Linked DNA regions of Homo sapiens: regions 1 and 3 are each linked to region 2. Evidence: chromatin contacts called from ENCODE Hi-C or POLR2A ChIA-PET data. All regions are on one chromosome and are shown on one strand. Each heading gives the region's core, a stretch centred on a gene start or an enhancer-like site at or near the end of the contact. The rest is flanking DNA. Distances are from core to core; before and after follow the strand shown.

Region 1 (3,963 bases), core at 813-3,312, 140 kb after region 2:
AATTAAATACCCAAGAAGTAACTTAACCCAAGAAGTGAAAGATCTTTACAGTGAAAACTAAAATATTGGTTAAAGAAATTGAAGAAGACATAAAAAATTGAAAGATATTCCATGTTCATGAATTGGAAAAATCAATATTGTTAAAATGTCTATTCTACTCAAAGCAATCAATGAATTCAATGCAATCCCTATCAAAATACCAATGACATTCTTCACAGAAACAGAAAAAAATCCTAAAATTTATATGAAATAATGAAAGACCCAGAATAGCCAAAGTTATGAGCAAAAAGAACAAGAGTCTTTGTTTTGGAGGAATCATTACCTGACTTCAAGTTATACTAAAGAGCTACAGTAACCAAAACAGCATGGCACTAGCATAAAAACAGACACATAGATGAATGGAACAGAATAGAGAACTCAGAAACAAATCCATGCATCTACAGTGAACTATTTTTTGACAAAGTTGCCAGAAACTTTCACTGGGGCAAGGAGAGTCTCATTAATAAATGGTGCTGGGAAAACTGAATATCCCTATGTAGAAGAATGAAACTAGACCACTATCTCCTACCATACACAAAAATAAAGTCCACATGGACTAAAGACTTAAATCTAAGTCCTCACACTATGAAACTACTGCAAGAAAACTTAGGGGAAACTCCCCAGGACATTGGTCTGGGCAAAGATTTTTTCAGTGATACCTCACAAGCACAGGCAACCAAAGCAAAAATTGACAAATGGGATCACATGAAGTTAAAAAGCTTCTGCACAGCAGAGGAAACAATCAACAAAGTGAAGAGACAATCACAGAATCGGTGAAAATATTTGCAAACTATCTGTCTGACAAGAGATTAATAACCAGAATACATAAGGAACTCAAACAACTCTGTAGGAAAAAAATCTAATAATCCAATTTAAAAATGGGCTAAAAATATGAATAGACATTTTTCAAAAGAAGACATGCAAATGGCAAACAGGTACATGGAAAGATAACCAATATCATTGATCATCAGAGAAATGCAGACCAAAACTACATTGAAATATCATCTCTCCCCAGTTAAAAAGGTTTATTATCCAAAAGGCAGGCAATAGCAAATGCCAGCAAGGATGTGAAGAAACAGTGTACCCTTGTATGCTGTTGATAGAAATGTAAATTAGTACAGCCACTGAGGAGAACAGTTTAAATGTTCTTCAAAATACTAAGAATAGTACTACCGTATGATCCAGCCGTCCCACAGCTAGCTATATACCCAAAAGCAAGCAAATCAAAGCAATATCGAAGAGATATCTGCACTCCCATGTTTATTGCAGCTCTATTCACAATAGCCAAGACTTGAAAGCAGCCTAAGTGTCCATCAACAGACAAATAAAGAAAACGTGGTGCATATACACAATGGAGTACTATTCAGTCAAAAAAGAATGAGATCTGTCATTTGCAACAGCATGGATGAAGCTGGAGGTCATTACGTTACATGAAATAAGCCAGGCACAGAAAGACAAACTTCATATGTTCTCACTTATTTGTGGGAGCTAAAAATTAAAACAATTGAACTCATGGAGGTAGAGAGTAGAATGATGGTTATCAGAGCTGACGGTGTTATGGGGAGATAAGAAGTGAGGATGGTTAATGGGTACAAAAAAATAGAGTAAATATGATGTAGTAGTTCATAGCACAACAGGGTCACTAATAGTCAACAATAATTTAGTTGTACATTTAAAATTAACGAGAGATATAATTGGATTGTTTGTAACACAAAGGATAAATGCTTGAGGTGATAGATACCCCATTTACCCTGATGTGATTGTTACACCTTGTATGCTTGTATCAAAATATCCCATATACCCCATAAATAGATATGTCTACTATGTACCCACAAAAATTAAAAATTAAAAAGGACTGAGGAACTTTTGTTCTTTTCCTTGCTTCCCCACAAATAATTAAGGATTCAGATAGGAGGAGACTGTTGGAAGGATGAGTCAGAGGACAGAAAACCAAGAACAGTTTGGGGCATAAGGAAGAAGACAGATGACCACAAAGGCAAGCAGTCTGGGCAGTGACCCAGCATGACATGGATATGAGGCTGAGTAGGATTAATGAAACTCAGAGTTCCAAATAGAACTCTGGTGTCACGTTCCTCTGGTACAAGATCCGACTGTGGAATCAGGGTGTCAGATATTTGAGGACCTGGATAGTTGGAGCCAACTCACAGCATTCTTGAAATGGATCATAGTTGAGAGAGGCTGTGTTATTAATTCTTAATATGTTTATATGAGAAAACAATTCACAACTTCCTAAAAAAATTTCTTAGGACCATTTATTTCTACTTTAAAATTTTGTCCCAACTTACACCATTTGTTTTTAGTAATACATGTTTGTTTATTTTCATAGCAATTTCTGAGGATTTGTTTGTGTTATTGATCTTTTTTATCTGTTCTGGTTGAATTAAAAAGTAATAGAAGCGAGAAAAATTATTTATGTTAGATGAGTACTCTAAGAGAAGAAAGTATACATCTTTAGGTTATGAAGAAACCCTTTCTAGAGTATCAATCTGATAATCTTAGACAGAAAATGTGATTTTGGCTCTTAAACTCAGCAAATCAGGCTGCAACTGTACCTTGCCAAAACATCAAGAACAAAATAAAAAAAGAATCATCACTGAATGTTTCCATAAATTGCGATATTCAGCATTATGTGTTTGAAACATCTGCACAAGTATTGGACTTTTTCATCTGGATATTTTGGCATTATGACATCAACAGCCTTGGAATCCTTTCTTCTCTAGGGCTAGTAAGCAAATACACACACACACACACACACACGCGCGCGCGCGTGCGCACGCGCGCACTCGAATGATTCAGGGCTTGATGTGAGAAAGACAGTGGGGGCTGCAATCTCATTTCTTTTCTCACTGACTGCTATGATCCAAATGTTTGTGTCCCCACAATATTTATATGTTAAAATAAACACTCCCAAGGTGATGGTATCAGGAAGTAGGGCCTTTGGTCATGAGATAAAAGCATTCATGAATGTGCTTAATGCCCTTATGATAGAGGCTCCCAAGAGATCACTCACCCTTCTGCCCTGTAGGACACAGTGAAAGGATGACTATCTAAGAAGCAGACCCGCTTCAGATACCACATATGCTGACACCTTAATCTAGAATAGGATTCCCAGCCACCACAACTGTGAGAAATAAATTTCTGTTGTTTATAAGCCACCCAGTCTGAAGCATTTTGTTATTGCCACCCATGCTAGAAAAAGCCTACATTGCCACAAACAGTTAAAGATAATTCTGAAAAAAAAAAAAAAGAGGAGAGTTGCAGAGAAGGCCTTAATCATTTTAGAGAATACCTAAATAATCCTGAACAGAATTTGGCACAAATATGGATGGCAAAGGCCTTTCTGAGGAGGCCTCAGATGGAAATGAGGAACATGTTATTGGACAATGGAGGAAAGGCCATCCTTGCTCTAAAGAGGCAAAGGACTTGGTTGAATTGTGTTCATGTCCTAGTGTTTTATGAAAGGTAAAACTTGTGAATGATGAAACTGAATATTTGGATGAGGAAATGTCTAAGCAAAGTGTTGAGGGTGTGCCTTGCATTCTCTTGACTGTTTATAGTAAATGTAAGAAGAGAAAAAGGATGTAAAGATAAAATTGTTAAAAGAAAAGTAGAACTTAAAGATCTGGAACATTACCAGACTATTCATAGTGAAAAGAATAAAAGAGCTTATTCCAGAGAAAACACAAAGAGTGTAGCCAAATGACCAAGAAGATTAGTCAGTTACCTAAACAGAAGCCAGGACCTGTTGTTCAATGAATAGAAGAATGATCCTACAGGCAATTCAGAAATCCTCAGGCTGTTCCTCCCATTACAAGCCAAGAGTATAAGAGCCCAGAGTCACTACAGAGAGCCTCTGTTGGGGCAATGCCCAGTGGAGCCATGGGTGCAGGGCTGCCCCTGCAA
Region 2 (3,808 bases), core at 1,011-3,510:
AGATAAAAAACTGCTGGAAGAATAAAAATCAGCATAGTGGCAGAAGAAGCCCCTGAGAAGACAAACACAGGGCAAGGTCAATGTCTTACCCAGCAGTTCCTAGCAAAGGAGATGCCAGCACACACTTTAAATAAACCAAATATAAAGCTATCCTATACTTAGCACTAAAAACACACACTTAAGTCACATAAGCTCATCTTGGTTATTTATTCATAGAAGATATGTTTATAGAGACAATTAAAATGTACCTAACATCAAAGCTGCATAAGTATATGCAACATATAATAAGCAACAAAAGGCTGAATTTAACACAAATTTACAGGGGATTAGTAATATAAATACATACTAAGGTGGCTGAACTCATGACACACCCTATCCACCTCTTACTTTGCAAGTGACCTACCCATGGTTCTTTTAAAGTTTTAGATTGTGTTTAAAGTTTAAGTAAACCCTCAATGAGTAGAATGAAAATTAATAGACCATGCAGTTATGGGGAAATACTAATAATACACTTTATATAATCAACCTCCTATTCCTCTGAAGATACCTTTCAATGTTCAGCTGATACTCGTAGTATCAGAGAGCTTCTGGCAGGTAAAATCTATCTTCCTCTTTTCCTGATGGTGGAGCTAATACCTAAGTCCAAATCCTGGGTCCACACCAAGGTATATGACTTGACTTTTATAGGGGTCAGTTTCCTCATCTATCAGAAAAAGCAGCTTGACTAAATGACCTATAAGGTGGCTCCCAATGTCAGTTAGGAGGAAGAGACAGTGAGCAGCTCAATCACCAGAGCCTCTCAGGGATAAAGGGAATCCATGAGCCTGAGAAAGAACGGGGATCTGGATGACCCAGCACTGGTTCCCTGTCCATCATTTAATGAGGCGTGAGTTTGGGTTGACCAAATTGAAGCCTTTCTGAAACTCACCTATGAATCCGAAGATGTATTTTATAGTTGGCACAAGGATGACCAGAACATTATTAAGTGCAATAAGCACAGCTGCAATCAGGAAATGTCGTATCCAGCTGAAGGGTCGTTTGGGAAATAACAGTGTGATCACTGATGTACGAATCTTAAACAAGAAAGTTCAAAGGCAAGATCATTTCTTTGTTTTTGACTTTATCTATTACTTCAAATATTCTCATCACTCTAATGCATTTTCTTTCCTTTTCTTTTTTCCCAGAAAAGATGTTGATGCTTTTTTCAATTTTTTTATTATTATAAAACATACATAACATAGAATTTACCATCTTAACCATTTTTAAGTGTACAGTTCAGTGGTATTAAGCATAGTCATTTCGGTCAACAACAGACCACATATAAGACAGTGATACCCTAAGGTTGTAATACTGTATTTTTACAGTAGCTTTTCTACGTTTGGAGACACAAATACTTACCATTATGTTACAGGTACCTCCACTATTCAGTACAGTAACATGCTGTACAGGTTTGTAGCCTAGGAGTACTAGGCTATGCCATATAGCCTTAGTGTATAGTAGGCTCCACCAATTAGGCTGCAAGTACAATCTATGGTGTTTGCACAATGACAAAATTGCCTAAAGATGCATTTCTCAGAATATGTCCACATTTGTAAGCAACACATGACTGTACATTCATCTTGTGCAGTCTTGATGCTAACTTTTGATATTTGAAATGGAGTGTCATTTTTTCCTTGGCCTATTTTATAAGACAATATTTTATGCTTTCACTTTCTTAGTTTTCAGAATTTATTGTTAAAAATAATCTCGGTCAGAAAGAGATAACAGGCAAGACACATAATTAAGAAACATAGTAAAACCCTTGTTGATCACAAAACATGTCTCATCAGACTGGATGAGACATTAAGGGCAAGCACTGAATTGATTTACACAAGATTGTGAAAGGAATTTTTATGAATCTAGGTTTTCCTTAATTTTGCATGGTATTTAACATTTTAAAATAAAATTTTAAAATGGTATTTTAAAATTTTGACGTTTTTGTGTTTGCTCCTTCCTCTTTCTCTCCTTTTTAGCTCTCCCTATCAATAGATTGTAAATCTATGAAAGGCAAGGAACAGGACCTAATAATCTAAACATTCCTCAGACTTTCTAGCTTAGTGTTGTGCACACAGCAGGCACTGAATAAAAGCTTAAATTAAATTGAATAGTAGGAATCTTATCCTTCCCTTCAGGATCCTTGACAGATTTCAGCCCTATTTTAGCAGCTGAAATAAGTAGGCGAAGGGTCAAGAGAGCCTCAGTTTGCAGCAGCTGCTCAAGTTACGCTGCTGTAACTGGATAAAGATCCCTGTGGGCAGAGGGAGGGAGTGACATTTGTGTTTGTACAGCTTGACAAAGTTGAAAACACTCTTATCTTTGGAATCTTTTAGAGGACACTTTTTGGACTTAGTGGAATTACTCTATCAGCTTTCCAATAAGTGAATACTTCGGTTAAGCTAGGAGTTCACATTTTTGGAAATGCTGTGATTGATGTTCACTTTAAAATTTTAGTTCTGAAGTCACTTAAGGTGCAGAGATGGGAACTCATTTAAAAGAGAGAAAATGTAAAATATATTTTGAAACATGTATGAATGACAAAAAATTCAAGCTAAATAGCTTGCAGTTTCTCATGTGACATTCCTTTCATACCACTCCACCAAAAATTAAGGCCATCTGTTTAGGCTGAAAAGGCAATTTCATTTCTAGAATGACAAACCAGATAGTCTCTGGAAATAGTTTAAGAATAACTTTGTAAAGGATTTTAAAAATTGGATTAGTGAACATTATGAAACTCATTCTGAAAAGGAAACTGAGGAAAGCAAATGGTGTGATATTGTTTTCCTCAGCAGCCTATAATTCTACATTATGATCTGCAATTAGTGCTTATTCAATATTGTCAAAACTGGTCCAATTAGTAGGCTTACGAATAAGCTTTTTATGGTATATACATAGTGCCAGAGGACTTAATTTGTTTCACAGTGTTAAACAGAATAAATAAGTATGAGATATAGGCTCATTTTCAGAGAATAGTCACAGTTTGTTTTTTAGTCACTTGTTAAAAAGGTGCATTCAAGTCAATAAGCTGAGTTAGAGTGAGTTAGAGGCAGTCCTATATGTCCAGGGCCTCTGAATGTGAAAGCAGTCTCCTGGCTCCCAGAAAGATTAACATTTGGCCTAATGATATGAGATCACAGAAAGTTTATGGCAATAATAGGTAGAACGGTTGGAGTAAATGCAAAAGCTTCTTCCTCTTTCTGAATAAGGAATAGGAAAATTCCAAACAGAACTGAAGGTGGTTTCCAGTGCATTCCTGAAGAGAGCAACAGAGCAAAGAGGGAGGGAGGTACTAGGCTTGTGGTGGTGGTGGAAAAGATCAGGAAGGAAACTTGCTGGTCATTCCATGTTAAAGTGCCTCCCTGAGTAGTGAGCCTAGGACCAAAAGCCCCCAGCAGTTCTGTTTACCTTTGCTAGGGCAGACCACTGGCTGATTCCCACCAAGCCTCATCTGCTCTTCCACTTAGCTATGTGCCTTTTTCTTTACTGACACAAGTCGCTAGGAACCTGGAAATGTGGGTCAGATGCTGTGGGTCAGGGAGGTCCCCAGCACCATCCAGGGCCTCTGACCCACAATGATTCCATTAAGGTTCTATGCAGCTCTAGAGACAACATCTGTTATTTCCAGAGAAAGAGTCCTGAACAGGAGCCTGTTAGGGGGTGCTGTATTCTGATGCAGGGGCCCAATGTGAAGGTCAAAAATGTGGAGGCACAGGAGGAAGTGAGAGTCTTAGTTCTAACTCTTAAAAAAAAAAAAAAAGCCTCTCCCATTGTT
Region 3 (3,405 bases), core at 519-3,018, 220 kb before region 2:
TTAGAATATGAAAAGGGGTAGAGATATATTTTCAACATGCTCTCTAGATCATTGAACCAAAAAACCATAATTTTTGACATGTTTCAGCAGAACAATGGTACGAATAAGAGGCCATAGAACATGGTGGATAAGAGCACAGACTGGGTTTGCATCCAGGATCTGCTCCAGGACCTGGCTGTGTGTAATCCCTGTGTACCTCAATTTCCTCATCTGTAACATGGCGATAATTTCACTACCACTAACACTACCTATCTCAGAGGGTTATTAGAATGATTACACAAGTTAATATTTATAAAGTGCTTAGAACATTACCTTGGCGTATGTAATGGGTAAGCTGTTACTATCACCACAGATATAGGATTATTTATTTAATTGATGAATAAAAGTGGTATATATTTATGGTGTATAACATGATGTTTTGGGATATGTATACATTGTGGGAAGGCTATATTGAGCTAAATATATAATGTATATATTACCTCACCTACGTATCCTTTGTTTTCTGTGGTGGGAACACAAAATCTCTCTCAAGGGTACAATATTTTGTTATTAACTATCATCACCATGTTGTAGAATAGAGCTCTGGAACTTGTTTTTCCTGTCTAACTGAAATTTTGTATCTTTTGACTAACATCTCCTGAATCTTCCCCTCACTCCTGCCTCCAGCCCCTGGTAACCACCATTCTACTCTCTGCTTCTATGTTTGACTATTTTATATTCCAAATATAAGTGAGGTTATGCAGTATTTGTATTTCTCTTCCTGGCTAATTTCATTTAATGCTATGTCCTTCAGGTTAGATGTAGGATCTTTATATTAAAAAGACTGAAAGACGGTTTTCCTGTAAATATGTCCCATGTTCTTCTAGGAAAAGTCCTTTAGGTCTTGTCTTCCTATCTTCTGGTTTTAAATTTGTACCAACATTTCCTCTGTTTCACTAAATGAGGACTCAGTTTCATCTGGAAATCTCAATTCTAATCATTATCTAAAAGCCTCAACTTACAAATAGCATGCTATACTGGAAAAGTATTTTTCAGGAATCCCTCGATGATTAAAATGAACTGATATACAAATTAGAGAAGAAACAAAAGCATTCAATAGTGAAAATACAGTATTTTCCGGATCATAATAATTATGTGTTGTAATTCTATACGTATCAGTTTGTAATTTTCTGTTTTGTGATTATTCAATCAACCCTTGTCTTCATTTTTAGACTTTAAATTCCACAAGGATAGGGACTGTGCTTCGGTCATTATTAAATTCCAGCACCCATTCTCTGATATATAGTAGGCATTCAAACATAATTGTCAAATGAATGAATGAATACATACATGGCTTAGTAATAAAAATGATCCTTTGCAAGTCAATGTTTTTATGTAATAGTCTTTTAATAAGTTCACCTGTACTTAATAGGGTTATTCATACTCTTAATATTTCTATTAAGAAAGTAGAAGACTGACAGAGGTTAAAAGCGGCTCATTAACTTAGCAGAGAGGCAGGCTTGAGGAGGAGCCTCCAGTCTTCTGAGCCCCAGTTTGGGTTTGTTTCCGGTAAGATGACAAAGGATTTGGAGAATGAGGAAATGCCACCTTATTTCCCTTGTTAGTAGTTTTCCTTTCTTTCCCCCTGCAATAGTTTCATAACTTGCAACCTATAGATGCAGAAAGAAGAAGGGAGAGCATCTTCAAACAGTTAGTTAGGACTCTCCTTCTGGGAGGAAAGTGGATATCAAAGTACAGGATTGTTATATCCTCATGACTCAGAGCCCTGCATCCCAGGGGTGGTGACAAATCTGAAGCTCTGATGAAATTAGAACATACTGCTCACCCCCAGGCAGGTAGGTGTCTTGAGTATCAAAGGGTTAGTATCAACAGTGACAGTATTTAAAACGAATGTGCTATCTTACTGAGAAATTAACATGTAGGCAGATGTATAACTTTTAATTTAGTTATTTACTAAATAAATAATGTTTTATTTAGTGCCTGAAAATATCATACATAGAAAGATAGTTTTGACCATCTGGAAACTATTTTGGGGAAATTAAAAGTTTGGAGCTCAATTCTATCAATAATCCCCTCCTGCCTTTATTATTATTATTATTATTATTATTATTATTTCCCTGTTGCCTTGTCCTCAAATCAGATCCTAAAGCTTGTTTCCTATAAAGCAGTTCCCAACAAATTTGTAAGTCAGACTCTGTCCAATGTCCTCTGATATTTAGACATTCCTCTCTGATTTTGCTCTGAGTCACATGAACATATCACAGACATAAATGTTCTTGCTTTTTTGCTACTCTTAGAACATGTGGATATGATTTACTTCCTAAAACAGGATTCTTTGAACACCTACTTTCTACAAAATCCAACTCCCATGAAATCTGAGAGAGGTTTTCCTCTAAAGTATAAACCACAAGCATAACCAAATGAATTTTTTTTATTATACTTTAAGTTCTAGGGTACATGTGCACAACGTGCAGTTTTGTAATTTTTAAAAATCAAATTAGGCCATTAGAATAATGTTCTGTATCACTGGGATGGGAATTTAATGCTAGACAATTTAGGGTCATTATTATCATGCCAGGCACAACTGTCTTCAATTAGTTATGTCAAGGTGGGGATATAATTGTTGGACATGTTGGCTTCTTGTTTCATTCGGCTTCCATGCTGCATGAAGATTCCAGAAAACCATGATTAACTGGAATATTTGGGGAATGAAGACTTAAGTTTTATTTAATTTTTTAGTCAGCTTAAGTTTAAGCAGAAAGCACTTGGCTTTAGTTTTTGTTGAAAAACTTTCTAAAATAAGTTTATTTTCTTGCATCAAAAGGATAGCACAGTGGAAAGCTGTTTTCAATAGTTAAGAACATTACGAGTCCCTTGGGATCATTTTCTGACTCTTATAAAATGTTAACAGAGAGAGGGTTTTGAGATGAAAATGGATATGGAAACTAGTTAACAACTAGGCCCCTGGGTCAAACAGCTAGTTATCTCTGACTTTAAAAAGTGGACGATAAACTATTTATTGAGCACCTGCTATTTTACAGGGCATAGACTTTTCCCTTTAGGAGCCTCAATTCTGATGGGGAAGAGAGGGGTGTGTTTAAAAATAATTACTCTACAATGTTGTAAGTGCTTATGAAGGTATACAGCAAGTGCTATTGTAGCTCAGGGCAAGGAACTACCAATGGCCTAAAGGAGTCAAAGGCCTTCCTTTGGGAAAAATGATGGTCTGGGCCTTGACACACACATGAGTTAAATGGAGAAGAGGATGTAGGACATCCTTGATGTAATGAGTGAAACCTATGTAGGGCATGGTGTGTATGTCTTTGTGACAGGGCAAGGAGAGACTGGTAGCAGATGAGGTTGGACCAGCAGCCTGGGGACCATTTATACAGAATTCAAGCACTA

The links. Hi-C counts contacts between places; a loop is a spot of excess contacts on that map. ChIA-PET counts read pairs that join two places held with the same protein, here RNA polymerase II (POLR2A). Pooled maps may share reads with other maps.
Region 1: a map of gastrocnemius medialis shows a loop between it and region 2 (3-fold over the local background). The contact joins two enhancer-like sites. A Hi-C loop is called at or near these places in 4 of 168 maps with a recorded cell type or tissue (IMR-90, PC-3, gastrocnemius medialis and 1 more) and 2 of 50 pooled maps. POLR2A ChIA-PET finds 5 or more read pairs at or near these places in 2 of 52 experiments (MCF 10A and PC-9).
Region 3: a map of gastrocnemius medialis shows a loop between it and region 2 (2.1-fold over the local background). The contact joins two enhancer-like sites. A Hi-C loop is called at or near these places in 3 of 168 maps with a recorded cell type or tissue (IMR-90, chondrocyte and gastrocnemius medialis) and 3 of 50 pooled maps.

The regions. Positions count from the first base shown.
Region 1 is chr12:46,913,234-46,917,196 of GRCh38, forward strand. No RefSeq gene overlaps it. Among named protein-coding and RNA genes, the nearest start is that of SLC38A4, 89 kb to the left of the region's middle. Within about 2 kb of position 2,063, at least 2 of the 41 ENCODE cell types and tissues checked have a DNase peak (open chromatin) inside an H3K27ac peak, as active enhancers do; they include gastrocnemius medialis, where a contact is called at or near this core.
Region 2 is chr12:46,768,356-46,772,163 of GRCh38, forward strand. SLC38A4 (solute carrier family 38 member 4) reads right to left here. Exons shown (of 17, transcript NM_018018.5): 15 at 929-1,073; 16 at 1-52. Among named protein-coding and RNA genes, the nearest start is that of SLC38A4, 56 kb to the right of the region's middle. Within about 2 kb of position 2,261, at least 3 of the 41 ENCODE cell types and tissues checked have a DNase peak (open chromatin) inside an H3K27ac peak, as active enhancers do; they include gastrocnemius medialis, where a contact is called at or near this core.
Region 3 is chr12:46,551,808-46,555,212 of GRCh38, forward strand. The region is part of intron 3 of SLC38A4-AS1 (SLC38A4 antisense RNA 1); the gene reads left to right. Among named protein-coding and RNA genes, the nearest start is that of SLC38A4-AS1, 170 kb to the left of the region's middle. Within about 2 kb of position 1,769, at least 8 of the 41 ENCODE cell types and tissues checked have a DNase peak (open chromatin) inside an H3K27ac peak, as active enhancers do; they include gastrocnemius medialis, where a contact is called at or near this core.